Linked DNA regions of Mus musculus: region 2 is linked to region 1. A link is a loop called in an ENCODE intact Hi-C map of the cell type or tissue named here. Cell type or tissue: left cerebral cortex. All regions are shown on one strand. Each heading gives the region's core, and the rest is flanking DNA. Links, peaks and the distances in the headings are about the cores only. Region 1 overlaps Fgd6 (FYVE, RhoGEF and PH domain containing 6). Region 2 overlaps Fgd6 (FYVE, RhoGEF and PH domain containing 6).

What was found. A loop is a pair of places that touch in the nucleus more often than their neighbours do. Peaks named below come from ENCODE experiments on the same cell type or tissue, not always from the same donor. Only the 100,000 strongest peaks of a DNase experiment are listed, where the experiment ranks them.
Region 2: a loop joins it to region 1, with 2.7 times the contacts of the local background. A loop is called at or near these places in 5 of 42 quality-filtered maps.

What each region holds. Positions count from the first base shown.
Region 1 is chr10:94,043,023-94,059,105 of GRCm38, reverse strand. It overlaps Fgd6 (FYVE, RhoGEF and PH domain containing 6), which reads right to left. Exons shown (of 21, transcript NM_053072.3): 2 at 13,473-15,804. Among named protein-coding and RNA genes, the nearest start is that of Fgd6, 15 kb to the right of the region's middle. In left cerebral cortex, for the core only: no CTCF peak of the experiment used is centred there; no DNase peak of the experiment used is centred there.
Region 2 is chr10:94,105,128-94,121,210 of GRCm38, reverse strand. It overlaps Fgd6 (FYVE, RhoGEF and PH domain containing 6), which reads right to left. Exons shown (of 21, transcript NM_053072.3): 8 at 15,139-15,226; 9 at 708-758. Among named protein-coding and RNA genes, the nearest start is that of Nr2c1, 35 kb to the left of the region's middle. In left cerebral cortex, for the core only: no CTCF peak of the experiment used is centred there; a DNase peak (open chromatin) is centred at 8,813; H3K27ac peaks cover 242 bases.

The DNA of each region.
Region 1 (16,083 bases), core at 5,338-7,837:
ACCTTAATGGTCAGCATCTGTTTAGCATAAGTGAGGCCTGGGGTTTTTACCCCAGCACCACAAAAAGAAAAAAAAGAAAAAAAAAGAAAAAAAAAAAGAAAGAAAGAAGAAAAAAAGTGACTTCATCTAACTGTACATACAGATGACAAAGTAGTCAGCATCATTAGCCATCAAATTAAAAGTGCGATAGGAGATCATTACACACATATCATACTCTTAAAAACTACAAGTCAGGAACAGTCACCTACTATTGGCCAACATGCCAAGACACTCGACCCCGGCCCTCCTCTCACCCCATTCACAGCGTGCTGCTGGCAACGGAACATGGTGCCCTTACTCTGGAAAAGAGCCAGATGAATTTCTCGGTCTGCAAGATGGCTCAGATAGTAAAGAGCTTGCTGCTTGTCTAATGACATGAGTTCAATCCCTGGATCTCATGTAAGATGGAAGGAGAAAGACCAATCACAAAGTTGTCTTCTGCCCTCCACACGCACACAACGTGACATGTATACACACACACACACACACACACACACACACACACACAGTCAACAGGCCACTGCGAAACTACTGTCATATATACACAATAATGAATAATAAAATTTCAAAAGGGGCTTGATAATTTCTTTCTTTTTTTTTTTTTTGGTTTTTCGAAACAGGGTTTCTCTGTGTAGCCCTGGCTGTCCTGGAATTCACTCTGTAGACCAGGCTGTCCTCGAATTCAGAAATCCGCCTGCCTCTGCCTCCCAAGTGCTGGGATTAAAGGCGTGCGCCACCAACGCCCGGCAGCTTGATAATTTCTTATAAAACTAAATATTAACTAAGTAAATGTACTGTTAGGGCTTTATCCAAGGGAATGAAAAAGTGTATCATCACAAAATGCTGACCCCAAAGAAATGTCCTGTACAGCTTTGTTTGTAAGGGCCAGACAGCAAAACCGGCCTGTGTATCACCTGACTTAGCTACTACTCGGTGACAGTAGTTTCGAAGTGGCCTGTTGACATATACAAGTTGGATGGACCTCCAGAGAGCCATGGTGAATGACAACAGCCGTGTCCTGCATAGCTGCATTTTATATACATGGGGGAGCTGAATGAAATGTATTCAATGGATTAGCTGTGGCCAGGGATTAGGGAGAGAGGTGACAGAGGAGTGAGTGGCTTTAAAAAGGCAAGGACAGAATCTGAGAAAACCTAAACCTCCATGAATTTTACCAAAGTCACTTCCTGGTTGTGATACTTTTTCCACGAGGTTTATAAAATGTTACCACTTAAGTGTGGTAAGGGACCACACTTAAGTATGCTTAGTTTTTCTCTCTCTCTTCTCCCCCTCTTTCTATTATCTCTTTGTTTCATTTGAATCTATAATTGTATCAATAAAAACATCCATGAACAACAATAAACCATTTCCAGAAGCTAAGAGCTGCCTAGAGCATGGATATAACAGGAGGTGACTCTACACTTCTTCATCTCCCAGGGTTGGTTGGTTGGTTTGTTTGTTTGTTTGTTTTTGAGAAAGGGTCCGACTCCAAAACCTTGGCTGGACTAGAACTCAAGATGTAGAGCAAGCTGGCCTCAAACTCACAAAGACTTGCTGGCCTCTGCCTCTCAAGGGCCAGAATTAAAGGGCTGGCTTAATGAGCTTCCACTAAAATAAAAAATGAACCAGATGCAGTGATTAATTGAGTTTTACATACAGAGCTCCTGGCCAGCCAGGGGTACATATATAGCAAGACCAGGTCTCAAAAAAAAAAAAGGTAAACAATGCATTTTACTATCAATTTCATTTATAAGCTACTATAAGAGTCCAACAAATAAAATCTAAAAATCCAATTGACTCTGAAGGATCCAATTAGCTAAGTAAGGGAGATCACCTGAGTTAAAATGTCACAATGGTTCCGTGAAAAGCAGAGACCTCTGAAAACAACAGTCTTTAGGCAGGCATCTCTAGCCATCCAGGCCTGCCTGCAGGTGAAGGACATCAGAGCTCATTAGGCTCTTCCAAAGGCCAGAACCGCAGCTCAGCACTGTCCCCTTTCCACCCTGCCTTAACCCATGAAATGTGGGAGAACAAGGAAGGCAGGAAGTGAGTTACACAAGGCGGTGACACGGCACACACATGTGTCTACACCAGCAGACTAAACACCGCAGGGCCCCCGCCCCCTGCTTGTACACTCTTCCACAGGAAGCATCCCGACCACCAGCCTAACAAACGTGGGCATTTCTACGTAGGTTTTAATTTGGCTTAAATTGAGAAAAACATTACAAATCCATTGAAAGTCTGAATTACAGGGTATTTTAACTGAAATACAGTTTGAGTACTTCCATGAATCTGTATCTACCTAATTGCAGACAGTCTTATCCAGCTTACTTTAGAGAAACCTGTTACAACTAGCTCAGTAATTAAAGTATGCAAATAGTGTAAAAATACCCAGAGGTAATTTAAATGTGATTTATGGCACGGATTTGCTTGAGATGAGACAGGCTGTGGTTACTTGCGCCTAGGCAGGATGAACTGTGCCAAATGAAAAGGTACAATGGAATAGGCGATGAATGAACACACGTGCACACTTACACACACACACACACACTCACACAATCACGTGTATCACAAACATGTGTGCACCACAGACATGCATACTCACAAGCACATGTACACACACACACTCTCATGAGCGAGCACGCTCGCAAACACACATACGTGCGCACACTCTCACGTGCGTGCATGTTCTCACACACATTCACATGCACACACAATTGCACATGCATAAACACACATGCACACAAACATGCGCATGTGTGCACTCAACGCATGCACACACCAAAGAGCTACATCAGTTTCTACCTGATATGCCAAAGGGAGAGAAAGAAAGGAAAACAAACCAAATAGGCCATGAAGTGGCATCTCTGTCAACAGCAGGCGCAGCAAACCTATGACAGGTCAAGGTTAGTGACTGACCTACTTAGCAGCCGTAGCAATGAGTTGAGGAACAGCTCTGAATCTATCCTTACTGAACACACACCTGCATCCAGGGTCCAGGTCTTAACCTTCAAATGACCCAGAATATCCAGAAAGTCTACTTCTTAAAAACAAAAAAAAAAGAGCTCGCACTCACTGTCTGCCTCTCTGGGAGAAATATGCTACCATTTATGTAAGCCCATTTTTTCCCACTAAGATACTAATGCTAACGCTCCATATAGCTACAGATAACAGCTGCAGGTGCTAGCATATGCCTATCATCCCATCGCCTGGAAGGCTGAGGCAGGAGAGTCAAAGGTTTGAGGCCAGTCTGTTCTCATCTCAAAAAAGACGAGGTGATATTATCTTATTAGATAAGGTATTTTCGTCTTACAAAATGATGTCCTCTGGGGAAATCTATAAATAGTGATTAACTTTATTAAATAATCAGAGAACTCTAGAGGTCAGGGAAAAAGTGCCTGACAGCATGAATGAGGAACAGAAAACAACAGATTAAAACAGCAAGTCTCGTGTAAGTCATAAATGTAAGTCGCACATAATGCTCTCTGTGAATAACAGAAAACGTACTTGACCTGCTTAGAGTGGCGGCTACCACTGAACAGACCAAATGAAAAACACCGTGTAATTCCGTCTCCAGAGCTTGAAGCACCTCTTGCCTGGCCATAAATCCTGCAATCACTGAGCTCTTCTTGCTTGAAAAAAAAATCTAGGCATTATCAATAGATTTTAAACAGGAATGCTTTTCCCTCTGGATTAAAAAAAAAAAAAAAAAAAAAAAAAAAGGTTCCTAGTCCTCTACCAGTACTAAGCATAATAAAATATCAAAACCACGGCTCACAGTGAAGAATAACATGAAGAGGCTATGATTTGAGTCAGTTGGTCCCAGGATCAGAACTCTCAGTTCAATAGTTGGTTATCTATCTACTGTCGGCATGTCCTTGAAACGGCAAGCTCCATCTGACAGAATAATAGGAACTAAGTCATACATGTGATCGCTCCTAGTATCAGAAACGATAGTGGCGACTCTGGTCACACACCAACCCTGTGGTCTCTGATGTCAAGAGCACTTCTAGAGCTTGGGACTCCCTGGTTCTGACTTCTGGTAGGGCAGAAGAAGCACTGGATTGAAGGAGTCAGGTAGTACAGGGAAAGAACGTGTTGTTAACATATAAGAGCAGCCGGAATTTTTACATTTTTGAGCCAGGCTCGGTAGTATGCTGAGGCTGAGGCTGAGGCAGGAGGATGACTTGAACCTAGGAGTTTCAGCCGGAGCAACATAGTAACACACCCTCTAACTCACATTCCAAACTGCATGCTGGAAAAAGAGCCTGCTTAACTCAAACATTCTCCTCCCTAGTCCACTTTCAACACCCAGGCCACATAACCGTGTGTTCTGGTGCAGGTGTGAGCCCTCCGCATCTTTCCCTGTGTTCTGGTGCAGGTGTGAGCCCTCCGCATCTTTCCCTGTGTTCTGGTGCAGGTGTGAGCCCTCCGCATCTTTCCCTGTGTTCTGGTGCAGGTGTGAGCCCTCCGCATCTCTCACAGCAGAACTGAGGGTGATGCAAGTCGGTCTGAATCTTCCCACCTCTGCGACGGGACTGAGCTTTCTAAGTCCTCTGACTTTCCCTAGAATGCTTCCACCAGCGTAAGGAGGAGGAAGTCTCCGAGCTCCAGGCTGGAGCCCCGGTCTTACAATATCTCATCTTCCTGGTAGAGGAAAGTCCATGAGTCTTGCTAAGATTTTGATTTCATTAAGGAATAAAGAAGCTTTGTAGCGACTCCCTTAGTTGTAAAATGCAGTAAGTCTATGAGTATATTTAGCCTAGACCTACTAAAAGGGACAATTAATTTATTTTAAGCTACTTGATTTAAGGGGGGATACTGCTTAATAGTTTACCCCAAAACTCCTGACTGACAGACTAAGATATCAAAAACTTTCAGGCACCAAGTAAAGCCTATCTGAATTTGTAAGCAAGCTCATCTCCCCTCCCTCCTGTCCCTCCCACGGCCTGATCTGAGAGGCTGAATATACTGCCCTTTATCCTCTTCCTTAGACTCGTGGGATAAGAGGCTAAAAGGCTTCTGACTAAAATCAAAAGCTCTCTACTTCTGACTGCTAACATCCAAAGACCAGGAGAAAGGCAGGGGTGGAGGCACAGAGCATCCTTCCCTGTACCGTCCCTGGCCTTGGATTTACAGCTGCCAAACCATCCAGAACGACTCTGCAGATTCAGAAATCTATTCTTTATGTTTCAAATGATACCAGCATCTGTCCCGGTGTGAACACCTATATAAATATTATCAAGAGGCTGACGCTGACAAAATAAGCGATCTAACCAAAACACACAAAGTTTTCAACTGAATCCACATGAGCCAAGAGTTGAACAAGCACAGTCAGCCACACCAAGTTGGATGTAAAAAAGACTAAATACACTTGTCTTTCTTTGTATTTTAATCCAAACATTCAGGGGAAACTGTCTTTCTTTGTTTGGTGCTTATGATTTAACTTTTCCTGTAGCAGAAACCAAAATACTCCATCGCTGGGAGATTCTTGAAGACTTGGGCTGCAGCCCCTCGTGCAGCTCACTCCTCCCTTCCACACAACCTCTTGAACAACATGAGTCAACTTTACTCTAGAAGTGGATATAATGACACTCCAACTTATCCTCACGCAGAGCCAAGGAGAATCCGTATAAACAAAAAATTCTGAGAAGCTGGGAAAGGTAACTGCAAGAGACAGCTACTCTTCCTAGACATCACATCGAGGCACTTGACGCCACTGACAATCTCAAGGGCCCTGCTTCTTCCTGCAACTTCTGTGACAGATTATCTTTGACAATGTCAAAACTACTTACAAATACTGTTTTTCCTACAGATCCACAAACAAAATGACCAGAGGCAGATCACACCACTGAAGTGATTTCTCCCTACCACCAAGAAAACAATAGGCAGTCCTTCCTTTCTTCTTTCTGTCTGTCTATTACTCCCTTTTGAAACAGGATCTCACTTATAGCCCAGGCTGGTCTTGAACTTAGCTCCTTGCCTCCATCAGCCAAGTGCTCTGACCACAGGTATATGCCACAATGGCCAGCTTTGAGTTTACCCACAATGGCCAGCTTTGAGCTTCCCTTTCAATTCAGCATTTCCTTCAACTGTCTGTGACTCTTCTTAGCTTTCCCAAACCAAAATGTGCTATGATACAAACTTTTCTGTACCTAAAATTTAGTCTTAAAAAAAAAAGTCTTTTGAAGTAGAGTATCATGTAGCCCAGGCTAGCCTGGAACTTGTTATATAACTGAAGATGATTTTGAACTTCTGATCAGTTCCTACTCTACCTCAGGAGTGCTGGAATTACAGCCACGATCACCATGCCTTTTTTTATGCAGTGCTGGGGATAGAACCCAGGGCCTATGCTAAGTAAACACTTTACCACTGAACTATGTCTCCAGCCCGACTTTTATAAATTTCTTAAATCCAGGCACTGTGGAACACACGTGTAATCCCAGTACAGGGGAAACTGAGGCAGGAAGATTAAGATTAAGTCTGGGCTATCACACTGGAGTACTGGGCCAGACAGAGCTACAAGGGCAAGACCCTGCTCAACTGTACTTCCCACTGAAAAAGGCATTAAAATGGGCTAACGTAGACATCACACTTGTTTAACCCAAGAAGGCTTCCTCTAACAAACGCACCTCTGTGGTCCCAGGGAAAAGATGACAACGTTTAAGGACTGTCTGGAGAACACAGAAAGCTCACTGAAGTCATGCGCAAGCATAGTTGTTCCTTACAAATTCCGGAAAGGGGAAAATGCCCGTTCCCTTCTGAACAAACAGGACCCTGGATCTGGAATTCCCCTGAGCGACCCGGGGACCTCCAGGCTAAGCTCAACCTTCCCCACTTCTTGCCAGGTAATCATTTCCTCAACACAAAAACCTACCTCGGGATCTAGGTTTCACAAAGTTAGACTGGCCGCGTCAATACAGCAGAAACTACTTCAGTCCTGGGTAAATGTTCCCAAAATAAACTAGTGGAGAAGGGCAGATGTGCCACTGACCACATTTCTTTGCCCCCAAGCACTGCAATTCCTCAACTCCTTTTTTTTTTTTTTTTTTTTTTTTTTTGACAGGACCTCATGTAGCCCAGGCTTGATTCTGAGCTAAGAATGACTCAGATTTCAAGGTTCCTCTGCCTCTACTTCCCAAGTACTGGAATTGCAGGAACACCAGGCTTGCACACGGAATCCTTTTAAGGCCCGATAGGTAAAGATAAGCAGACAACTGATCAACCTGTGAATGACCCGAATCTATTAAGACATTTGCAACTCACACTGGATTTTCAGAGTAGGAAAAATGGAGTAGGAGTTAGGTTCCTAGGCTAATGTTAGACAATACAAGAGATCTGGGAGCAGGCTGGAGAGACGGCTCAGCAGGTAAGAGCACTGGTAACTCTTTTTTTGTTTTCTTTTTTTTTTTTTTTTTTGAGACAGGGTTTCTCTATGTAGCCTTGGCTGTCCTGGAACTCACTCTGTAGAGGCTGGCCTCGAACTCAGAAATCTGCCTGCCTCTATCTCACAAGTGCTGGGATTAAAGGCATGAGCCACCATGCCCCACAAGCACTGTTTACTCTTACAGAGCCCAGGCTCAATCCACACGACTCATACGGTGGCTTATGACCATCTGTAACTCCGCTTCCAGATCTGATACCCTTTTCTGACTTCCATGGGTACCAGGAACGCACATGGTGTACCTACATTCATAGAGGCAAAACATCCATAAAATAAATTTAAATTTTTATGTGTATGATAAGTTATACACATAAAAATTTAAATTTAAAAATTAAAGTTAAGAAAGGCATGATAGGAAAATAAATGTGTAATTAGAAAGAAATGCAATGGGAGGTGACAGAAATTATGCCTGTGGCATTAATAAACTGAGAAATCACACCCTTGACTCTTGGGTACCCATATATTCAAGGTAGAAAAGGCTAACATGTGTCGTTATTGGCAAACTAATAAAGGCGGCACTGTAATTTCTGAGCTAAATGATACGTTTTCTGCTGAGTTAGTTTAGGGTTTTTTTCTTAATGTATGCATTTGTATGACTGCATGCCACACATGTACAGAGACACACACAGGCCATAATAAGGTCAGCCATCCCTGGATCAGGAGTTACAGGCAGCCGTGAGCCATCTGGCATAGGTACTATTCAACTGGACTCTGGCACCTCTGAGAAGTGAGTACTCTCAATGACTGAGCCTTCCCTCTACCTCCCAGGGGCTCAGTTCTTAATTGGAAAACATAAAGAGCTGGAGGAGTTGGTGGGTAATGCTTGCCACACAAGCTGGAGGTCCTGAGTTCAAATCCCTAGAACTGACATAAAACTGACACGGTATTGCGCGCATCTCATCTATAATCCCATAGGTAGAAGCAGAGACAGGAGGAGCCCTGGAACCCTGCAGGCCTGCCAGCCTGGTACAGTGAAAAGTCAAGAGACCCTGTCTCAGAAGGTAGAAAGTGAAAACTGACACCAGAGGTTGTCCTCTGACCTCTCCATGTATACATACAGTAGTGTTCTCATACACTTGTACCAGGTGAACAACACACACACACTCACACACTCACACATGTGCATGAGGGTTTGCTTAAATCTCTGGCTCACACGTTTCTAAAAGGGTTTGATGATGCTGCACACCTGTGATTTCAGAGCTTAAGAGGTTGATCTGGGAGGATCTTTGGTTCGAGGCCAGCCTGGGCTACATCATGAGATTCTGCCTCAAACAAAGTCTAAGGCACCCAACTACCTGAAAGCAGGTATTTGATAAAACACTGATCTATCTGCTGACAGAAAACAAACAAACAATGAGATACGCCTGGATAAGATTGTACAAGTCACTAACTCCTAATGTCTAAAAGGAGAGTGTCACTGGGAATGAAATCCAACTCTTCTACCAGTGTCAAATATAAGGCAAGTATGCAATCAAAGAGGTTTGCCAAAACTGTGTGACCATGACACACAGAGTTAAAGAGGCATACAAAGTTTTGATATTTCCTGAATCTAAAAATAACTCACAGGAAAGGGCCACTGGTGAAATATTATGCGTCCCTCCCCCCACCTTCTAGTTGTTTATGATCTTATCTGTGATATGACAACATAAAAACTGGTCGTTAGTGCAATTAATTTATCGTTGATTTTGTTCACTGTTTAATCACATTACTAAAATCTAACAATACCACCAGATGGTAAACACAGTCAGATGCCTGCTAGGCCAGGTCTGCCAATTTACAGGACAGACGCCCTGTGCAGCTACTGCAGTGTATTAAGCCCAGCTCCATGTTTAACGTGGAGAGAAACAACCAGCCTGAAATAGTAACCAGTCCTCATCACGGCTCAAGTTATATAGATTAGTGAGAAAAAAAATTATTCTGATGTCTATTTGCTTTATTTTTTTCATTCTGTTTCTGGAAGACTTAAGAGATAAATACAAACTTATTGAGGCTGAGACATCTGGGCAGGTTCAAGGAACGATTCATATTTCTAATCCTACTTCTGTCTGGGTCTTTCAACGGGCTTCTCCCTCCAGAGTGCCACTCACACGTCCTTTCCGTGGTTATAAAAGCAGGACCCTTCAGCTCCCGAAAGCCAAGTCTCATCCTGTCTACTTTAAAAGAAAACTGCTGGCTCCAGTATCAGCACATCTGTCTCTGTTTGCTTTTGTCATACTGAGTGCCGGACCTCGGACACCAGGTAAGCACTGAGTCACTGAACTGCACCACAGCCCGGAGTGATCCGCAATGGCCTGTCCGGCAGTACAACAGTAACAAAAAACACCATGTGCTGTAATGGTCTGTTGCCCCACTGGGGGAGGGAGGGAGTCCTTGCCAGTAAACACTCAATGCACACATGCTTGCTATCCATGGGGGTGGGGGTGGGGTGGGGCGCATTGGAGGATTTATGAGATTACTTAGAAAAATCCAACGGCCATAATTTTCTAAGTGTCTATGAGAATAAACCAAGACGTCACAAGAAAAATCAGGAACGTTTCCAGGCAAAGCTCCCCCCACCCCCCGAATCAAGAAATCTGCTTCAGTTTCAAAGGGGGAAACGTCAGGATTTGAATGCTGTTGGCTCTGCTGGTTGTTCTACAGGTAGGTAACATCAATGACCTAAATCCTAGAATCTTCCCTATGACTCCCCAAGCTTCCTGGATAGAAGCGGCAGCTGGAAAGCCACCATCTGTACCCTGTGAAACAGGGATGTATGTTGCCTGCTATGGTTATAAATATATATGTTTCAGGGTTGTGATGTCTGTGACACTCTGGGAAAGAGGTCTTACCCCAGCCCTGAATAGTGACCCAATTATAACCCTAACAGCCCAGCAATAGGAACGAGTATTTGCATTCAAAGAGTTTAAATACTAGCAAGACAGCTATGGCCATGGTGCCGTCCACAAAGGTTCCAGGGCCCCAATGGTCCAACATGGTGTTTTGGCAGGAAGGCAATCTTTCTTTTTAAAGTAGACAAGATCAGACTTGGCTTTCAGGAGCTGATGGACTCTGTTTTTATAACCATAAAACAGGCATGTTAAGTTGCAAGGTTTGAGGCCAGCCTGTGCTCTAAAGACTTCTAGGTTATCCTGGTCTAAAAATCCCATCTCAAAAGAAAAATTAAACAAACAAAACCAACTGCCCCCGAACACTGGAACATTCCAGAGTGACTCACATCCTACTTCCAAAGAAATTACTTCTAAGACACAAGAGCAGTAGGCGAGTGGTGACACACGTGGCTTATGTTTCTGTATCCAGAGGGCCTCTTCCTCCCTCCCGTACCTTCAGAGCCCCCTCTTCATTCATCCTTCCAATGCTGTGGCTTCCCACTACCTTCTCTGTACCCTCCGTCTCTAGTTACCACTCACTCACTCCTGCCTGAGCTCAGAAAAGCTCTGTTTACAGAAACGGTAGGGAGAAGAGAAGGGATAGACATTAGAAGACAGGAGGAAGTAAAGAAACCCTTTGCTTACTAAACAGCCACCCCACCCTTCCCTCCTTATCACTCACTGGGCTCTAACACTAGCCCTGGCAGCAAGCTCGGCCAGGCCCCCTAATTTCCTCCTTCCACAAACCCTGCTGAGTTGACAGCTATCCCTGAGATAACAGGCGCTCAACCCCACCCCAGTCACAGCTTGCAGCTCACAGATCACACAGAAAAAGTAACAGAAGTTCACCTGGGCCTGGCAGGGGTGGCCACGCCTTGAATCCCAGCACTGGGGACGCAGAAGCAGGCAGGTTCTGTGAGTTCTAGGCCAGCCTGGTCTACACAGTCAGGACTACACAGAGAAACCCTGTCTGGAAAAACAAACAAAACAACAACAAAACCCAAAACCCTGACCTCCATTTCCGCCATTATTCTTTGGGGAAAACGATGAGTTACAGTTGTGAATTTTAGATTATAACGCTAATCAGAATTTGGGCAGCCTATTATTTAAATATTTCCTGATAAATGACAAATAGATTATAGACCTGTAAATATTCCGATTTAAAGACGAAGGCTGGGATAACTCCGAATTGGTCAAACAGTTTTACTTATCCAGAATTTGGCAGCTTAAGTATCCAGACCCCAAGGCTAACCCACTAACACTCTAACCCAGAGCTCCAGAGAGGGCCCGGATTCCCTTCCCTGAGGGCTGAGATACTGCACAACACTTTCCTGATGACTCTCTGAGAGAACCTGAACATGCTAGGCAAGTAAGTACTAGACTGTTCAACTACACCCCAGCCAGCATCCTGCATTTTGAAGGACTTATTCCAAGTCACAGGTCTCCACTTTCAGCAAACAGACCCTCCTATGGGGTTTGCACTGGACTCTTCTCGGGTCTGTCTCTCATTTACCTCACTTCCTCTTCCTAGGATCCTCCCCAGGAAGGCCTGCATTCTGCTTTCACTGACTAGTCAACTATAAAAGAAGCATTCTCTCAGGCTTTAGTTGATGGCTGAAAGCTTTGGATTCAACTGGCACATTTTAGGTCTCTCAAAGCCCATTGAGGACTCCCTGTTCATGGCTTAAACAGAACCTCTCTGTGGCAGTTGCCCACCCTCCACCAGGCTGAACTCACACAGGGCAGGAACCCGAAGGCAGGAGCTGGTGCAGAGGCCATGGAGGGTGCTGCTTACTGGCTTGCTTCCCCTGGCTTGCTCAGCTTGCTTTCTTATAGAACCCAGGACCACCAGCTTAGGGATGGCACCACCCACAATGGACTCTCCCATCCTTGACCACTAATTGAGAAAATGCCTTACACCTGGATCTCATGGAGGCATTTCCACAGGGGAGGCTCCTTTCTCTGTGATAACTCCAGCTTGTGTCAAGTTGACACACAAAACTAGCCAATACACTTGACTCCTGTGCCATTCCACACCTAGTAGACTCCTTGTTCGGCCTTATATAGAATACAAAGAGAGAACCAGAACTCTTGAGGACACTTAAAACTGAACGTCATGCAGCCACTGTTAAAGTGTTCATGCTCCAATAAATAACTCCCCATTCCCTCACACCCATGCAAACAACCGTAATTACATTTAGTCGGGCACATGAAAACGAAGTCCCCACAAGCCAAAAGGACATGAGAATAGGGAGGGGTGAACTTACTGGGAAGGAGAAAGGGGTCCGTGGGAGGAGAGAGAGATGCAGGAGGGAGATGGGGTTGAAAATGACAAAAAAAACATATGCACATTAAAGAGATGGTCAAAGATACATAAATACTTTAAACAAACAAACACAGAGCATCAGACGCATCCATAACAACATGCCGTTTAAGTCAGACGAATCTAGAAGATGCAAGGACAGCGCTGGCTACCAGGGAGTGCAGAGCAGGAAGGGAACACTTCCTGCTAGGTAGCCATAGAAGCTCCGTGAAGCCAGGGACCGATACGCTGAGCCACTGAAGATGAGTAAAACCTCAGCGAGAGAGGTGACATACATAGTATGTACACAAAGAGAGGAAGACGACCGTTCCCTGAATTTCTCTGTTATTACCTGAGGTCAACAAGCAAAATAATGCTTAAAGAGTGGCAAGGCCTGAGGATCTAGAGTATTCCAACGATGGTGCCTTATGGATTTCATATTTCATATGCATGGATTTCATAATTTCACAAACCTAACAGAATGAACCAACGTCTGCCTAAGTTTCCATGTCCGACTATGGGGGCCCGGGGTGGGGGTGTGCCTAGGACCTTGTGGAGGCCATCTTTGCAGTAGCGACCTGCTACTACTCAAACTCTTTGAATTGGCTGCTAAAGTATTACAAGCTTGCAATGCAAATACCTGTTCCTATTGTCTGGCAAAGGGAATCTGAACCCAGAACTGCTTCCATCTACGGTTCCTCAATAGATTCCTCAGTAAGTGATTCTCCTCGCTGCCGTCCTGCATGGCAGAGTGGGTTGTGGACGGCTAATTACAACGATGCGTGCCAAAGTGCAGGTCTAGCTGACACCCACGTATTACCTGCAAGGCTGATGTCTAGGATCAAGTTGCAGCTGGCCATCTGGAGCATTGTAGGGCTCTTCTACTTCATATAGACTTGCATCAGTGTCCTCCACACTGCTGGAGTTCTGCCATCCCAAGTCCGGAGTGTTCCTTCCAGCCATGACAAAGGGCAAATTCTCATACTCGGGTATCTCCTCATAATGGCGGACATTTTCATACTCTGGCCCGAAGTCGCCTGTACAGGACGTGTGCCTGGAGAGAATCCGGTCATCCAAAGACTCCGCCCTCTGACCGTTAACTGCACTGCTCTGGCCCCAGGACTTCACCTTTTGAGATTCCAGGCTGCAGTTTTCTGCAGAATGTGCCTTCGTGGGCTTACTTCTCTTCTCTTCTCCTGTAGCCAAACCTTGCCAATCACTTTCAAGTCCTTTTGGCTCTCTAGCGAGCGGATGTCCTGCAGAGACATCCCCGTGTTGGCAGCTTTTCGACCTAATTTTCTGAAAGTCGCTCTTTATGAAGCCAATGGACAGTTTCACATTGATCAACTTTTTAAAAGAAGTTTTCTTCGGAGGGTCTTTGCAAGGCTTGTTACACCGGTCCGCATCCACGGCAGACAGGGATTTTGCTCTTGGCTTGGTTAGGGAAACGGAAGGCTCGTTATTTAAGGATAAAGTGACGCGTTTCAAGGCCTCTGGGCTCCCTGAAAAAGGTAGAATAGGATGAGGTAACTTCCACACTGGCTTCTCTGAAGTCGGGTTGGGCATATCAAAGGGTGATGCTGACGCGCCATGGTTTGGGGGCCCCGGATGGTGAAGGTAGTTTCTGTGCAGACCTTTCTCGACATTTGTCTCCTTACCTGAAGAGCTCTTTTCTACAAGCTCCTCCGAAGCAGCCTTTTTAAGCACCCCTGCTGCAGGCAAGCTGTGTCTTTGAGGTTTTTTGGGAATGATTCTCGAGGAGGAAGATTCCTTTTGTATGGGAGGAGCTGACACTTCCGGGTTACAGGTAGCTGGTGGCTGGTCAGTGCAGGCTGATGTGACTTGCTTAGGCAAGCTCAAAGGCTGAGTACTGCACTGTGTGTAAGTAGTCTCTTTGTCCACAGCAGGTGACACGCCAGAACCACTGCTGTCAGAAGTCAAACTAGAATCTGTATCTAAAGAAGGCGTTTGCTGCTGCACAGCTTTCTGTGAGCCGACTGAGTCCTGTCCGCCACTGTTGGAATCCCCTGTCAGTGCCCTCTGGTTTGCTGGCCTCACCTCGTCCACTGGTCCCTGGTTATACAAAGCATTCTGACGAAGAACACTGACTTTATTGTTTTTCAAACAATAATCCTCCAGGAGGCAAGAAGAGCCATTGTTTGAGTTCCCTGGCTCTTCAGTGCTTTCACCAGGAGTATCTACATGCTTCTGGCGGCGAAGACGAGCAGCTGCGTGTGTCTTCCTGGGCTTGGGAGTTGGAAACTTTGAGGTATACGGTAGTAAGTGGATTTCTAAAGGACCGAGACCTTTGACCTCTGTCTTCTGACTAATTCCATCTGAAGCCACTCTTTTGTTCTCCGGTTCACATGAATCAGTGTGACCACGGCTCTCTGCACTGCCATCTTGACAAGTCTTGAGAGTCTGAGATTCATCCCTAGGAAGTTGTGGGTGGCAGTTGTGATGAGCGGGAACTTTTTCAAAGCCGGTCAGGGAAGAAGACACATCTGCAAATTCAATTCTGATCTGCCTGGTGCAACTATGGTCACCATTCATTTCTGGTTTTTTTGGAGCTCTGTGCCTCCCCGGGGAACCACAAGGTGATCGCTGCTGCGTCAGGACCTCTTTGAGCTTCTCTTCTAAGATGCTTGCCTTTAAAACAACTCCACTCTGGCCCCGGCACTTTTCGCTGCTTGAATCCCAGCTACTCCCCCTTTTTGAGGACTCACCATTTTTACTATTCTCTAAATTTTCCTTCATTCCCAGAGGCTCTAAAACAAGCTGCTCTACACACTGGGTTTCTCGAGTCCTAGGCTCGTGAATACACCCAGAACTGCAGGAACACGTTGGTAAAATATAATCACTGTGTGGATCCCTGACATCCTTGCAATTAGACTTGCCAGTGCTCTCGGGTAATTCTGGCTCCCTTTCCTCCAGGTTCAAAGTAGGTTTCTTTGAGGGTGGATGCTTAATGTCTTGAACAACTGAGTTTGTCGGGACTTTTGGTTTTGGCGCAATTGCCGGTTTGGTCTTCTTCGTTAACCGTGGAACACTAGCACTGCCAATGTCCGGTTTAGGTGCAATAGGAGGGGGAGGTGGCTTATTATTGGTCCCCACTAACTTTGGCTTGGGAGCCAATGGTGGCTTCTTAAGCTCTAGAAAGGAAAAAAAAATGTAATAATTAGATGATGAAGTAGACAAAACACAAGATAAAAAACATTTTCCTGTTTTTACTGTTTTCTGTGGCAAGGTCTTGCTAGGAAACCCTGGTGCTGGCTTGGCACGTACAATGTAGCTCAGGCTGGTCTTGAACTCACAGCCAGACACATGCCTTTCTAATGCTGTGACTACAGGCATGCAACACCATGCTTGTTGAATAACATTTTCTAAATTTTACTTATTACTACACAGGTGATATTATCTTATACAGTAAA
Region 2 (16,083 bases), core at 7,633-10,132, 60 kb before region 1:
AGGCCAGCTATGGAGGCATGTGGGTGTGATTCTCAAACCTGAGGAGATCTTGGGCTGAGGTCAGCTTGTAGGACATTGTAAAATCTTGTCGCCAAGAAGTGCACGTGTGTGGGGAGGGCTTGAGGTGTAAAAGGGGCGAAGGTAGTGAGCCTCCAGCAATAAATGTTCTCCCAACAAGAGGCTATTTTAGATTTTTATCCTTCTATGGGTTGCTTTGCCTATAGTCAGGGGTCAAGCTGTAACCCCGGGCTAGCCTTGGACTCTTGGTAATCCTCCTGTCCTAGCTTCCCAAGTACTAGGATTGCGTTTGTTTGTCACCGTGCCTGGCTTAAACTTCATCCTTGACCTCTAGTTTAGTCACTTCATGGGAGTGTTTTCAAGTGTGAAATGACCTCACCCATCATCTGGTTCTGAAAGACAGAGAAACGGACATCTCCAGATTGAATCCACCACAGCGGAGTGACAAGGAAGAGGCTTCCAGATCAGGCCAGGCCGGCCCACTGCCCCGGAGGGCCAGCCCATGGGTCTTCCTCGACTGCTATCACCTGCCTGGGGCAGCACAATGCCAGGCTTCCCGGTAATAGTTTCAGCTGCCTGAGGGAACTTTTTAAAAGGAGCTTCCTATATGGGCTCTGTTCTCAGTTTGTTTTCCCTTTACAGGTCTAAGTAAATATAATACAAACACTGAGGCTGCAGAGGGGAGTTACCTTGGGTGTCTCTGTGATCTACAGAGTCTTCTAGAAGGTTCTTTAAGTAATCTAGAAAAGAAACAAACCGAGTGTTTAGAACAATGCAGTGCACACAACCCCTAACTCATCTCTTTAATTGGATACTTCAGTTTTACATTTTGCCTAACTCTGGAAGAACAAAGCCCCAAGATCAGGCATGTAGAAAGACTATAAAAGAGAGTGGCTCTCAACCTTCATAAAGCCATGGCCCTTTAATACATCACACTGTGGTGACCCCAAACTATACATTATTTTCATTGCTATTTTGTAACTATAATTTTGCTGCTGATTTGAGTCATAATACAAATCTCTGTGTTTTTCAGTAGTCCTAGATGACCCCTGTGAAAGGGTCATTTAACCCCAAAGAGGGTGAGACCCACAGGCTGAGAACCACTGCGTTAGGCTAAGAACTGAGCAGGGCCTGGAACACACAGCTCTTCCCTCACCCTGAACAGAAGCCGACGGGAGGAGGATCCAATGCCTGAGGCCAGCACACCCTGAGCTACAGAGACAACTTGCCACACAAAACAAACAAAAACCATGCAAAGAAGACGGTGTGGGGGCTGGTGAGATGGCTCAACAGGTAAGAGCACCCGACTGCTCTTCTGAAGGTCCTGAGTTCAAATCCCGGCAACCACATGGTGGCTCACAACCATCCGTAACGAGATCTGACTCCCTCTTCTGGTGTGTCTGAAGACAGCTACAGTGTACTTACATATAATAAAAAATAAATAAATCTTTAAAAAAAAAAAAAGAAGACGGTGTGTCATCTCAGGACTAACCCATCTCACCTAAGGCACACCAAAAATGCAATCCAGGTTGCCTAACGTTTCCTTAGTATGTTTGGTCCACCATACAGGAACCACCTTACTCTCAATACCTACTATGAAATCTCAAGGCATTAATACACCAAAGGCCCAAGAGACAGATTTTTCAATCTAATAATCTACCGATACTCAATAACCAAAGTAACTCCCCATGTGTTCTAAACCAGTGCTTTCCAAAGGCAGCTACCTCTGCCCTCGGGGGACATCTGAGAGTGTCAGGAGACATTTTCCACTATCTCGGCTAAGGGGGAAGGGTGCTACGGGTAATCTGATGGTTGGAAGTTAGGGATCTAGGTGAACAATCCTGATACAGCCTCACAGCCGATAACCCAAATGTCAATATGGCTTTGGTCGTGAAACCCTAGGCTTGATGAACATGGTACGCAAACAACAGAAACGACACAGTGTGCTATAATATGGGGAAAAGCTCTAGTTAATGAATCACTGGAAATCGAGGACACTGCCCTTGTTATCTATCTAGTTTCTTTCTTCCTATCTCACCATCCCCCACCGCATGGTCTGTTGTGTACTTTGTGTGTGTGTGTGTGTGTGTGTGTGTGTGTGTGTGTGTGTGTGTGTGTGTAAAGCAGGGTCTTGGGCATGTTCTATCACTGTCCTTCAACTGAACAGCTTCCCAGGCTCTTCTCAGACGCCCTGTCTCCTTTGAACAGGACATGACATATCAGTTACTCACTTCACGCTGCTCTCGTTTTGGAGATCCATATCCCATCACCCACTACCACACAGCAAGTCCTCTAAATAAAGGCTGACGCCAATGAACCCTAACACCAGTAGAGGTGTAGAAAACGGGAAGAGAACAGCACGTTTAAAAACTGCGTGTGTAGGACCTAGTCTCTTGTTTAACAGTATCAGGAACAGATACGCTTTCTGCCAGTAGATTCACAGGTCATGCTCACAGGCAGATATGGAAGCCTGGATGCTAGCACGGGTTTTCCAAATGTATTGACAACAGATGCACTCCAACTGCTGAACCTCCCCGTCTCTGCGATAATGACCCAAGAGCCCGTGGAGTCCGGATATGCATATTATAACTATCCATGGTGGAAATCCTTCCTTAGTGTTACATGTGACCACAGTAAGCTCCCCTGAGGCATGGCAAAGCTTCCGTCTTGCCAGGGGAAGTCACTAGAAATTTAGATCTGAAGGCATCCAAAACGCACAGGGAGGAAGGCATGCGGCTGATGATATATAAAAGAAATCACGAAGATTATTGAAATATTCTGCTTACACACTAAGCTTGACCTTCTCTCAGATTTAAAAAAAAAAAAATGCTTGTTAAGCCAGGCACAGTGGCTCATGCCTGCCACTCTAGCTCTTAGGAGCCTGAAGAAAAAGGGCTGTCTGGGGTCTAAGGCTACCCTCGATTACATGGTTGCGTTTCAGGCCAGCCTAAGCAACAGAAGGAGAGGCTCTGTCTCAGTAAGACAAGACAAGTTATTTTCACATTGACTCTACTCAGAATACATTCCATACATAAGCCATGTTTGATGAATCAGAGCTTAGCAAGCCTATGACTAAAAATGCTAGGGTCAAGACCCTATACAATGCTTCATGCCTGTAACTCCAGCACTTGGGAGGCGGGTGAATTCAAGGCTAACCTCCAGAACAGTGAGACATTGTCTCAAAAGCAAACAAAACAAATGTTAGGGTGGCCAGGAATTCATCCTTTAAAAACAACAACAACCAGTTAGTTAGTTGTATCTGTGTGAGGCACATGCATGCCACGATGAACATATGCAGGTCAGAAGACAAATTATAAGGGCCAATCTCTCTTTCTAGTATGAAGTTTTGGAACTGAACTCAGGTCATAAGGACTGGCAGTAAGTACCTTTCCCTCTGAGGCATCCTGCCACCCCAAGTTTCCTTTTTAATAGATATTCCTAACATCCAAGTGACTTCCCTTAAGCTTGTAGTTAGCTGAAGAGTCTTGATAGGAAAGCTGATTGACCTAAATGCCAGGCTCATGGCAAGTTCCTCTTCAGTTCTTGCTCATCTACATAGAAATATATTCCTAGAGAAGGAATTGCTCGTTTACCCAAGGAAAGCTTCCTGGAAGGCGTGTATTAGGAGAACCTGAACTCAGCTTCATTCGCCAGAGCCTGGTAAGCATTTAGGTTGCCTTCCTCTGGTTGGCTGTTTGGTTCGGACTAGTTAGTGTTCAAACTAGGCTGCTGGCCTACCAGCGTGAAGTTTTACAAACAGTTGAGTACAGTCACTACACAGAACATATACTAAAGGTGCTGCTACCACAAGCTATTTTTTAATGATTTATTTTTATTTCACGTGCATTGGTGTTTTGCCTGTATGAGTGTCTCTGTGAGGGCCTGGGATCCCCTGGAGACACAACAGACAGTTGTGAGCTGCCGTGTGAGTGTTGGGGATTGAACACCCGTCCTCTGGAAGAGCAGCCAGTGCTCTTGACAGCTGAGCCATCCCTCCAGCCCCGCTTCAACAAGCTAGTCATCAAGGAAGGAATGCTGCTAAGCTGGCCTTCTGCCAATTAAAAAAAAAAAAGTGACATCGGTGTCTACAATTCGACTTTGTAACTAACCTGCCAATCCGTCTACGGTCCCTTCAACAGTTATGAATCAGTCGGGGCCTCGGCAGCAGCCAGCGGAGGATGACTACTGAGAGAGAGTGAGTCAGGCAGCACTGAAACCTCCAGCTGCCCGTGACTGGCTACAGCCAGGGTGAAACCAGGAAGGGAGACCAGACAGACAACCTGCATCCTCATGGCCATTAGTTACCATCTCCTAATTAGGGCCTGGCCCTGTGGAAACCTTCACAGGAATCACGGGGCAGGAGATGATCCAGCTGCCAGGTTAGGCCTGTACCATCATGAGTTTCCTGCCCCGGCCTAAACTAATTAAGTATAAAGAGTTGTTTTTAAAAAAAAAGAAAAAGGAAAAAAAGAAACTGTTGCAAACCCCCATGAGACTATTGGTGCTCTTTTAAATCAAAACTAGGAAAGAAGAAAACCAGGAGTGGTGGTGCCTGCCTGTGACCTCAGCACTTGGAAGATGAAGATCATAAGTTGGAGACCTCATATTAAAAGCAGGGAGGGAGGGGGGAGGGAGGGAGGGGGGTCAGTCAGAGAGAGGTGTTTGGGGAGACAGAAATGAGAATTACTGGTATATAGACATCACGAAATGCACCTTTAGGCCACCAGGTGGTGCCATTGATTAATTAACTCTTGAGCACCCTGTCCCTTATCAGGAGCGTGAAACCATTGAAACACACCACAGGCAACCCCGAGGGATAGGAGAGCTACCTTTCTACTCACACAAGGCCCAAGGATTTGGGGGTGGGGGTGGGGTGGGGGTCCTAAAACACTCCATCTTCTTGAAGGTCTACATTTTCTACACCAGAGCTTCTAGTAAGCCTCACCCACTCTTAATTATCATCAACCAACTAAAAATAGAAACTACTCAGAGGTTAACCCTCAGTAAGTGTCAGTCATTGGCAGTACTCTAGAACTTACTGCCTCCAAAGGGCCAGAGTCCCGGACTGTGCTGAAAGTGGTTGGTGGCAGAGCACAGGAAATGAACTCTGGAGGAGGGTTGTTCCAGAGTCAAATGTTTCAAACTGAAGGACAAGGCTCGCTGTGTTAGTTCAGATTTCTTCTTTCCTCTATAATCTGCGATGAGTTTTGTGACACATGAAAGAACTGCAGGATCATGAGAGAGGACATCTATTCATGCAATGAGCCTGGCTTTACAAAGTCTCCAAGTTAGAAACCAGCAACTTGAAATTACCCTGGCCCTCCAAAGATCATGTCGTCTGAAATACGAAACAGAGGTCCACACGTCAGCAGTTTGGGAGAGACTCCTGCCGTTCTTTCTAAGGAATCAGAGGCTGAGATGTTTACTGGCTTTGGAAAGCCATTTGGCAACTGTTCTGCTAAAGGAGCGGAGCAATCAAATGACTCCTGACAGCATTCTGCTCATGGCTAGACAAGTGCCCTGCTCAGCCATCATCAGAGAAGCTCTCTCCTGCAGGGGATGCAAGCTAATAAAGAGAGCCACTAGTGGATGATATGCAGAGGGAGGAGAGGGAGGGGAAGGGGAAGAGGAAGGGGAAAAGGGAGGTGGGGAGACCTTAGAATACTCAATCCTCAAGTAGGAGGTCTCCATCAAATCCCTCCCTTCAGGGCTCAGGGAACTCTATAAGAGCCAGTGCAGATGGAAGGCACCAAGAAAGAAGACCTCTAGACCCAACAGGACTGATGCACATAGGACCTCAGAGGCTGTGGCAGCACACACAGGGCCCTTGCACAGGGCTGACACAGACAGGGTCCTGGGTGCTGGGGGTGGTGGTGGTGGTGGTGGTGGTTACAAGCTCCTACCCCTAGCCCAGAAGCCCAGGTTATTATCTCCAACTGATAACGGCTCACAAAGGAAGGCACACAGACTTCACTTAAGGGGCTGCCCCATGCCAAAAACAAAATAAACTCAATGGTATTTTTGGAGACAATTTTCTTTCTCTGGGCATTTTTTTGTTTTAACCTGATAGGTCTTTTGCTTACATACTACAGTTTCTGACTTTGAGTTTTATGGTATGTGTGTTTGTGTGTGTTTCGTGCTTTTTCTTTCTTTTCTTTTTTTTCTTTTCTGTTTGTTTTGTTTTACTCTAGCTTGTTTTTTTGAAGAGAGAAAAGAAGGCATGAAGTTGGGTGGATGGGGAAGATCTGGGCTGAGATCAAGGAGGGGAAAGAGTCATCAGAATATATTGCATACATTTTTTTTTCTGTTAAAGAAATTCTTACTTCCCTGCTCTAGTAATGTCCAGCCAAGGAACAACCTTGTAGCTTTTTTTTTCCAGTTCACTTTTATTTATCTTTTTTGACCCATTCATATTTATGGTGTTGGAGATCAAACCTAGGCTTCACATGTGTTAAGCAAGCATTTGACTACTAAGTCCCTATAGCACTTCTGGATATGAACAAGAATGGGGGTGGCTAGTACTATAGTATATGACAGCAATCCAGCTACTTAGGAGACTGAGACAGGAGGATTACAAAATTGAGGGACAATAACAACACCCTGTCTAGGGTAGGGACCAACCAAATTAGACTGAAAAACAAATAAACAATACACTATATAAAATAGTGTGAAACCTACTTTAATAAAATGCATTATAAGAAATTTGGTGAGTTGAATAATGAAGAAAATTTAAACCTTGACCATCTCTCTAAAATAACATATACAATATTTTTTAAATAGGTTTTCATGCAGCCCAACTTGTCCTTGAACTCCTGATCAATAAAGCTTCCACAAATATAGGTGTGTGCTACGCAGATGGATAGTCTCTCTCTCTCTCCCCCTCTCTCTCTTTCTTTCTAAAAAAGACAGTGTCTTGCTATGGAGCACAGGCTGGCCCTGAGCTTTCAATCTTCCTGCCTCAGCTTCCTGAGTGCTGGGATTATAGCTATCACTTTCGGCATGAGCACAATTTTGGATTGTTTCCTTCTGGCTTTATAAATGCCTGGTGTGTCTTGGCAATCTATTGCCTGACAGTAGTCTTAAATCTATTGTCCAGGCACAGTAGATGCTATGAGCAGCATCTTATCTCACTCCTGAAAGTTAACAGATTTGGATAAAAGGTGTAATCGTTTTAATTCTAATGCAGATCACTGTCTTGATAATCTGTCCTTTTTTTCATATTTCAAATTGCTTTTGGGGGAAAATCACTATGAAAAATTAAGATTTTGAAAAGCAATCTCAAAAGGCTGGCCATAGACTTGGTTGACCTTGAACTCGTGACCTTCCCTCTCCCACCTCCCAGGTGCTGGTATTAGGAGAAAATGCACACACTTCTCTAAAGATGCTTCTAGCAACTTAGGACTTCTAGTCTGCTGTCCGCTACACGTCCAGTCCACTCCACACGGAAGAGCAGAACCAGCTCTGCCCCCATAACCATCAAACGTAGACGGTTTCTATTCAAATGCATTCCCAGTTATACTGAGCATACAGATCGGAGCCATCTTCAGCCTGGACTAATTCTGTGAATATGTACTAGGGAAAGTGTGTCCTTTGGGTGGACATTTAGGGAGAATCCCCTAATACCATAACTGGGAGTATGTATGATAAAATCAGCTGCATCATGGGAAGGCCCGTGCAAAGTAGAAATGTGGTTATTTAACTGGAATCTGTTTGTTAAAATAGGGGACCACCCAAACTATGTCCCTTAGTACTCAGGAATTCCTAGCCAACAGCCCAGGGCCCATGAGTACTCTCTTCTGCTACTGGGCTACTGAGCCAAGTTTCCTTGCTACTCTGAAATCTGTGGATGCTTATTTCAATCCTCGTGTAAGGCAAGATGCCAAGAACCTGGACACACTGGGCTCAGATAGTGGACACTGGTGACACCGTTACTGATTAAAAGGTACCATGACCCCTAACTCTAAATCACCCATTTTTCAAATGCCACTTCTAGTCTTTAAATATGTGGCCTAGGCCTGCCGTTATAAATGTGGCATTTGTAAACTAGAAAGGGAGCCTTTATTCTATTTTATTTTATTTTATTTCTCTTGAGACTCATGGCTTAGAATGCAAGAAACACCATTCACGAGTTAAAAAGGGCTCTTTTGTGGGTGATGGTGTTTCTTATTGAGATACAGGCTCAACCTGGACCTCAACTGAGTACCTTAATACAGGGCAGAGTCAAGGAAAAAAAACCAAAAAAACCTTTCTTATCTAGCCAAGAGTTGGACGACTTTGTCCTGAGAAGGCAGCTTCAAAGGACTCATGGCCCAACCTGAACCCACATTCATGCTGTGGTGAGATCTAATGGCACGTCTTAGGATGGGTAGACCCAGCCCCGCAGCCTTCTTACACTGGTGAGGCATGCCTAGAGTACCCTGGAGAAGAGTCACATGCAAAGGGAGCCTTCGAGAGATGACTCTGAGTTTTGAAGACTCCCTTTCTTACTGAGGGAGCAATCAAGGCTGTCTGTTGATCGATTGGGAATCTCAAGGGCACAGAAAGGGCCTCTGGCACATTTAAGCCACTCTGCAGTGTAAAGGAGCTCTTGTCCACGTGTGTCCCTACCATCCTACCAACAGAACAAAGTTAGACTTAGGGAGATGAGTGTACTTCACTATGCAGCAGCCAAGTGAAGAATAAAGCAAATCTAAGTGTCAGAATGAGCTCAAGTGTAGCTGAATTTCCATGGTTTCTCCAATTGGAACACTTCCTGTGAGCCCCCACTTCTGACAAAGACTGTGAGAGAGACTCTAGTGACATATTCTGCTCACTAAATCTCTGCCAAAACAAGTCCCAGAAACAGAGGCATTTGGCTCCTTCCAGGGAATCTGGGTCAAACTTGCACTAAGGATAGAAGAATAACTTTGTAGCGATCTCCACTGGTAGAACTTGGGTTTTCTGCAACCTTGAATGGACAAAACTGAGCAAACAAACCGGCAGACTAGATTTTCACTAACCTTTATTGTTTTGTTTCTATAAAACAGGGTCTCACTCTGTGCCTCTGGCTGTCCTGGAACTAGCAAAGCAGACCAGGCTAGCCTCAAACTCAAAGATCCACCTGCTTCTGCCTCCCAGGTGCTGGGATTAAAGGCGTGAACTATCTCACCCAGCTCCATGTTCATAAACCTTGAAATGAAATAAGAGTTTCTATCTACCAGGAATCGTGGTAGTAAATCCCAGAAGTATTAACAACCTTTGTGACTTTATCACCATGGAAATCCCAGATATTTTATGACGGCTTATGGTTGAGGCAGACAACACAGAATACTGCATACTCTTACTGGCACTGGCTCTAAATTACTCCATCTCCCATCAGATACTATTTAATTCAGTACTGAAGAAGCACACTTGGCTGGGAGGATGCAATGTTCAAGGTCATCCTTGCCTACATCGGGAATCTGAGGTTGCCTGGGCCACAGGACACCATGTCTCAAAACAACAACAAAACCAGAATAGGTCTGAGTATGCAGTCCAGGTGCTAGAGCATTTGCCTAGCAAGCACAAAGCCTTGAGTCCAAGGCCCAGTACTCCATGAACCAGGCAAGGCTGCATGCTGTAATCCTAGCTCTCCAATGGGGGATAAAAACTACAATTAAGAACGATTTACAACAGCCCTGGAGCTGGACTAACTTACACAAATACTGAATGGCACTATGCCCCTATCTCACGTGGATAGAAATGCCTCCATCAAAGCTCCTGGATGTGTGAGAAAGTAAATTCTTTAAGGTATGACCATCACTCTTAATATCAAGTTGTGACCTACAGAAAGTGTTGAAATGACCTAAACAATTAGAGAGAGAGAGAGAGAGAGAGAGAGAGAGTGTGTGTGTGTGTGTGTGTGTGTGCTCGTTCTGAGACAGGGTCTTACTAGGCAACCCTGACTGGCCTAGGAATTGCTATGTAGACATGCTGGCCGCTGGTGTTCCCTAGTGCTGTGATTAAAGGTATGGGCCAGTAAGCCCGATTCAAAATGACTCTTGATGCACAGAATTGCTTTGGTTTTAAAATAAGATACTTGCTACAGGGGTTTTCAATAAGGACTTTTACCTTTCTGAGTCTGCAGCTGAGCCTGCCTGTTTCTCACATGCACAGCCTCAGAACACTGTAACACATGTTTTTAATATCCCATTGCCTACCAACATGGAAAGTCTCGGATTTCTAAAACTAGAGGGAATTAATGTCATCTCAGACAAAGGCAAAGACTACAGGAAAGAGTAATAAAGCGAATCACTAGAACAACTTTAATATAGCACAAATATTTTGAACAAGATCAAAGAAATTACGATGAATCAAAGTTCAAAGGACGGCTGTTTCCCCATAACTGTGGAAGCGGAAAAGATTTCCAGAAACATTTTAAATTACATACTTTTCAATATCCTTTCTCCTCAGTGATCCTTCCTGATTCTATTTCCTTCAATGTAATAATGTTCCCCAAATTAAAAAAAAATGCCCTTATGGAGAAAAATTCTAATATAGAATATAGGTAGAGATAAAAAAAAAGTCCGAAAAAGTCTATGAGTCATTTTCAAACAACAGAAGATGAAAAGGGATTTGGCTTTTATATTACTTACATATTTTTATGAGCATAAAAGAGCCCTTCAAAGGAAAGAGGTGACCCTTCCAAAAATCACCGGTGGCAAGATGCACACACATTTTAGGGAGAGAAGAGGGGTGCAGTGGTAACCTAAGCAGCTGACACAGCCTCCGAGAGGACGGCCTGTGAGGCAAGGGCCATTACTGCGCCGTCTGTCCGTCCTCGGTGTCCAGGACAGGGCTGGCCCTAGGAGCACATGCTGAGGGAATGACTAATGGATGAGCGACCTGAGCCTGGGAGGACACACCTCAGCAAAGGGAAGAAAGATCTGCATGAGCTGGGGCTAGAAACCGAGCTCTCTAGACTGTGGATAAGTGTGGCTTGACTTTCCTGGTATGCAAGGAAGTGCTGGGGATGCAGCTAACTGTCTGAATACCGCTGAGCAGGCCTGGGTCTTAGGTGCAATTCCTACACAAACGTAAATAGGCAAATACATTAAGTAACAAGTAAGTCTATCATCACCATCTAATAATAAGCAGAATCAAAGTACATACACCTTTGGCAGGGAAATGAAGCAATGCTTTGCTGGGTTACACAGGGATTGATGATAGGTGGTATGGCCAGTATGAAGACATTTCTAGAGCATGCATGGAGTGGGTGGGTGGAGAAAACTGGCCTGGATCACAACAGGGGCAGGAACCGAAGGGAGAGGACAACCTGGAGATCCTAGCAGGGAGTAAGACTAGGAAGGGAGCTTAGTCCTTCTGGAAGGGCCAGAGTCATGGCAGTCTGCTTCCAATGTCCAACACTGTGCAGTGATCTATCCACCCGGCGCATTCGCGGTGCTCTTACAGGAGGATTCTGAACGTCAAGAAAAGGAGCGACTATTCGTTTCCTAAGCCTTTCAGTTGGTCAAGTCTTTGATATGGGTCAAGATCTGTGAGTCCCAGATAGCTTGTTCCTCGAAGAGATGAGAAAGAAGCAACTGACCCTGCGCCTGTGGCGGAGTCTGCTTTCTTCCTGCCTGCCTGCCTGCCGCTACATCATTTCCATCCTTTCCAACTCGAGAGGATCCGGTGTCCCACACGCTCAGGACAGGGCCTGACTGTGATGCATAAGCCTCCACCAGTCAACACAAGAGTGAAATGTAAAAGCACTGGGGATTCATAGGTAACTCACTCGCAGTGTATCCCTGAGTACTTCACACTGTATGCATCCTCGTAGAGCTTATTTTGAATTGATCTTAGGGAACCACTACCAAGAACGACTGGACTTATGTGAGCATTTATTTTAGCGTGCTGGAGGATACGAGTCATGGCCACGTGCTTTACAACTGGGGGTTCAACGAGGACTTCCACTAGGAATTTAGTTGGAATCTTTTACTCCAATGGAGAGAGAACTGAAGTTCTCCTATGGGTGAAAAACACTGAAAAACAAAACAAAACAAAACCCAGGATGGCTAAACAGCAGCAGAGACCACTGGCTGAGTGGATGCCGCCACTCACTATTCTCCTAGAGAAATATCACATCTTATCAGTCCTTTGTCTATGCATTTCTCAGACTCCCTGGGCCACGAAACTGAGACAAGTTCAAGTCTACTCACACTGACGCAGGCAGGAATCTTCCCCTACTCTGCCAAATACCTGATAATCAACGTCAGCGGCTGATTCAAATAAAGGCTTGTTCTTCCTTTCGTCTACTGTAAGGTTCCTACATTTGAAACCACAAGGCCTTGGGAGGATTAAGCCATTTGAACCTGGTTTTCCAAACATGGGACCCCAGTTAATAATTTAAACAGATGCAGACTTAAGACTTAACATCCAGACTGGAGAGATGGATGGTTCAGCAGTCAAGAGCCTGTGTTGCTTTTAGTGAGGACCCAGGTTCAATTCCCAGCTCTCTATGGTGGGCCTCAGCCACCTCTAAACTCCAGTTCCAGAGCATCTGATATACTCTTCTGACTTTGATGAGCGCCAAGCATGCATGATATATATATATATGCATACATACATACATATGCACATAATACATAAATACAAGAAGATTCCTACAAGTTCCAGGCACCTTAGGTTATATAATGCATTCTAGGCCAGCCTAGGCTCTTGTGTATAGACTATATCTATACTTTTTAAAAAATATATACCAAAATGAAAATAATTCCAAGAGACTAGTGTGTTAGGACAGATCTATAATTCTAGCACTTATTAGTCTGAAGAAGGAGGATTATAGTGAATCTGAAGCCAGTCTGGGCTACAATAGCAATTACCAAAGCAGCCAGAACTGCATGACAAAACCCTGCCTCAAACAACATTAAAATAAAATTTTAAGAACCCACCAACTCCTTGAAAGAAGAAAAACTTGAAAGTCCAATCTCACATGATGTTGGTATTATAAAACAACAACAAAAAGTCTGTTTGCTTTGATTACAGACACATGCCACTGTGCCCAATTTATCCAAGGCTTCAGGCCTACTAGGCAAGCACTTTACCAACTCAGCTGCACCTGTAGCCCCAAATCCATTTTCTTAAAAATAGATTTTGACTAATGGAAAGAAAGGTCATGAATTAGGAAGAGAGCAAGGAGGAGTATCTTGGAGGGTCTTGAGGGAGGAGAGAAAAAGGGGAAATGATATAATTACAATCTCAAAAATTAAAGAATTAAAACACACACACACACACTCACATACACCCATGTTTTAAAAAGCCAGGCGTGGTCTGGTGAGACATCTGAGCTGATACAAGCACTTGGTGCTAGCCCGAGGAGCTGACTTCAACCCACATGACCCACACGGCAAGGAGAAAATGGACTCTTGCAAGTTGTTCTCTACCATTCACACGTGTGTTACGGCACACATGCACATGCATACCTCACACAACACATGAACAAGTAAGTAAATGTACTAAAAAGAAATGCCAGGAATGGTGACGCTTGCCTGTAATCCCAGCATTCAAGAGGCTGAGGCGGAAGTATAAGTATTTTGAGGCAAACTTTGTTGTCTCCACAATGAAACTCGTCTTAAAAAGACGACACACATAGTTTTAAAAGCTTGTTTTTCTCATTTCTCCACCCAAAACAACTTAGCATTCAACCTAACTTAAACACAGGCAGCTTTTGAACTATGTAGACCAGCCACAGTACAGGGGAAAGAGATATCTTTTCCACTTTCATTTTCAGTAGCTGGATCCTTCCTTCTCACATCTGTAGCCACAGCTGTCTTTGGCACTAAACGCAACCCTCCTTCTGCTGCTGTGACAATGGCCAATGCTACTGAGTAGCTGGTTACGACAGAACATTAGATTTATCTAGCAGGAACACTGCGTGTCAGCACTTCCCCTTGTCCTGTAAATTAATAATCTCAGCCAGGAGCAGAGGAAGGCAGACGGGCAGGATTTCCTCAGACTATTTGTGCAGCTCTGTGTTATTCTAGAGTGAAATCAAGTGCCTGACTGACAGTTAGGAATTCAAACTGAGCTCTTGACACACCTGGGCTGGCAGGTCCCAGGTCAAAAGAATAGGACTTCCCATCTTATCACGACCAATCCAAGAAAACCTGTCACATCGGTTCAAGGGACCTGAGCAAAAGCTGCTTTTCCAGGGTTCACATATGCCTGCCTCTATTACTCTTGGTTTATGAGCACCTGACTAAGGAGACAGAATGCACATCATTTTTCCAAGGACAATAGTCACAGCCAAGTACCTCGCATTCTATTTACACCAAACCACACATATCTATTGAGCTGTAGTGGCATTTCAATGTTCTTAGCCACTTTGATACAAAGTATAATGCAAATATGTATATATAAAATTTCTCTCCCTCCTTCTCAATACACTTCAGCAAATATCAGTAGACCTAACAGAATGTATCAGATGGTAACTTTGGCACTGACATTATGTGTATTAGTTTCTGTTATGACATCAAACTACCTAATCTTTATAAGCCTAGTATCTTGTGTATATTATAACGGTAAGTTTTAAAGAGCCAGGGAATAAAAGTACCCAAATACATGTGTATTCATCCAAATCATACCTCATATTCCCTTGTAAACTCCCAAAAGTCCTTGCAAACGATAGTCAATATACCCAAATAATAACAGTAAGGTTACTGTCACGATTGCTAAGAATAACTAATATTATTAGAACTTACTATGCACAATGACTTATTCTAAGGATCATGCATATGATTTAGTTCATTAATCAATCCCCAGAACAACAGAGGAAAGTGTTAGGGTCACCAGGACAGTGCTGTACAAGCATACGGGAGGTGAGAAAAGACCTCCTTAGGATTTATAGCAGTACTGGAGTGAAACAACACAGGATGAGGGTTGATGTGGTGAGCCGATGCTCAGAGGGCGCATGCAACCTACATGCGTGCCCTGAGGCGAGTGTGGACACTGGGTAGTCAAAAAGCCAAAGTGATTCAGTTCCAGTGATGCGGCTCATCTACCAGGTAGCAGCGAGGGAAGACAAAGAGGGCACACTTAGGAAAGGTGTGCTCAGTAAGGGCACTCCGCGACACTTGGCTGGTAAGGTTTGGAGACCCCCACCTGTCAGTAGCAGCCTGTACTGAGGGATCCTCTGAACTGGCTTTAGCAGGTAGTGCTTCAGGGCCAGGTTGGCACATCGAGGGCTCATCTGAAGGGAAAAACAAGGCAGTCAAAGTAAGCTCATTGGTTTTTCAGAAGCGGAGAATCCAGCATGTAGGAAGAGAATCCAGAGACGCTTCCTTTTGTAAGATGCACAGCAAGGGAGACTGACTGGAACCATCAAACCCACCTCTCTCCACCGCTTGTGAGGCTGCTGCCCCTGAGAGCACTGACTCACATCCATCCCACAGAGCGTGGTACCCACGCGTGCAGTCCCTAATGGGGCTGTCCTAGCTTCCACTCAAGGGACATCTGTCAGTTCAATCCTAAACAAAAAGGGAACGCACAACCTCTAAAATAAGGAAGCAGATCTAAAACTATGAGTGGTTACATTCAAACGATAGTCAGAGCCCTGTGGTCAATATACTAAACACGTCGAAACAACTGGGAGTGCTGCAGAAATTACAGCTCAGAGCAGCCTCACTAAGTGCCCCTTCTCTTAGGAGAACGAAGAATGTAAAGATCTTGTTGGACGAGTAGTCCTGTAAGACAGGCAGGTCAGAATGAATACACCTGACTATAGTATCTTCCTCGGGTGTGTGCATGTGCTGGGCACACAACCCAGGGCATGGCAAGTGCCAAGCACACGAGCTGCTCCCGAGGTGTATCATGAGCCTTCGGACATTCTGACTTGACCAATAAGCCATGTGATTCTCCTTAAAACGGTTTTCCTTGATATGGAGAAAAACAGTTATCTCAGTCTATTCCTGAACTCCGTTCAGTCCAGGAGTTCACTGCGTGGTAGAATCAAGATGAGCATGCGCATGTGCCCTTGCACTGCCTATGAGACAGACCCTTCTACGCAGCTCAGGCTGGCCCCAAGCTCTATGCTCCTGTCTCTACTCT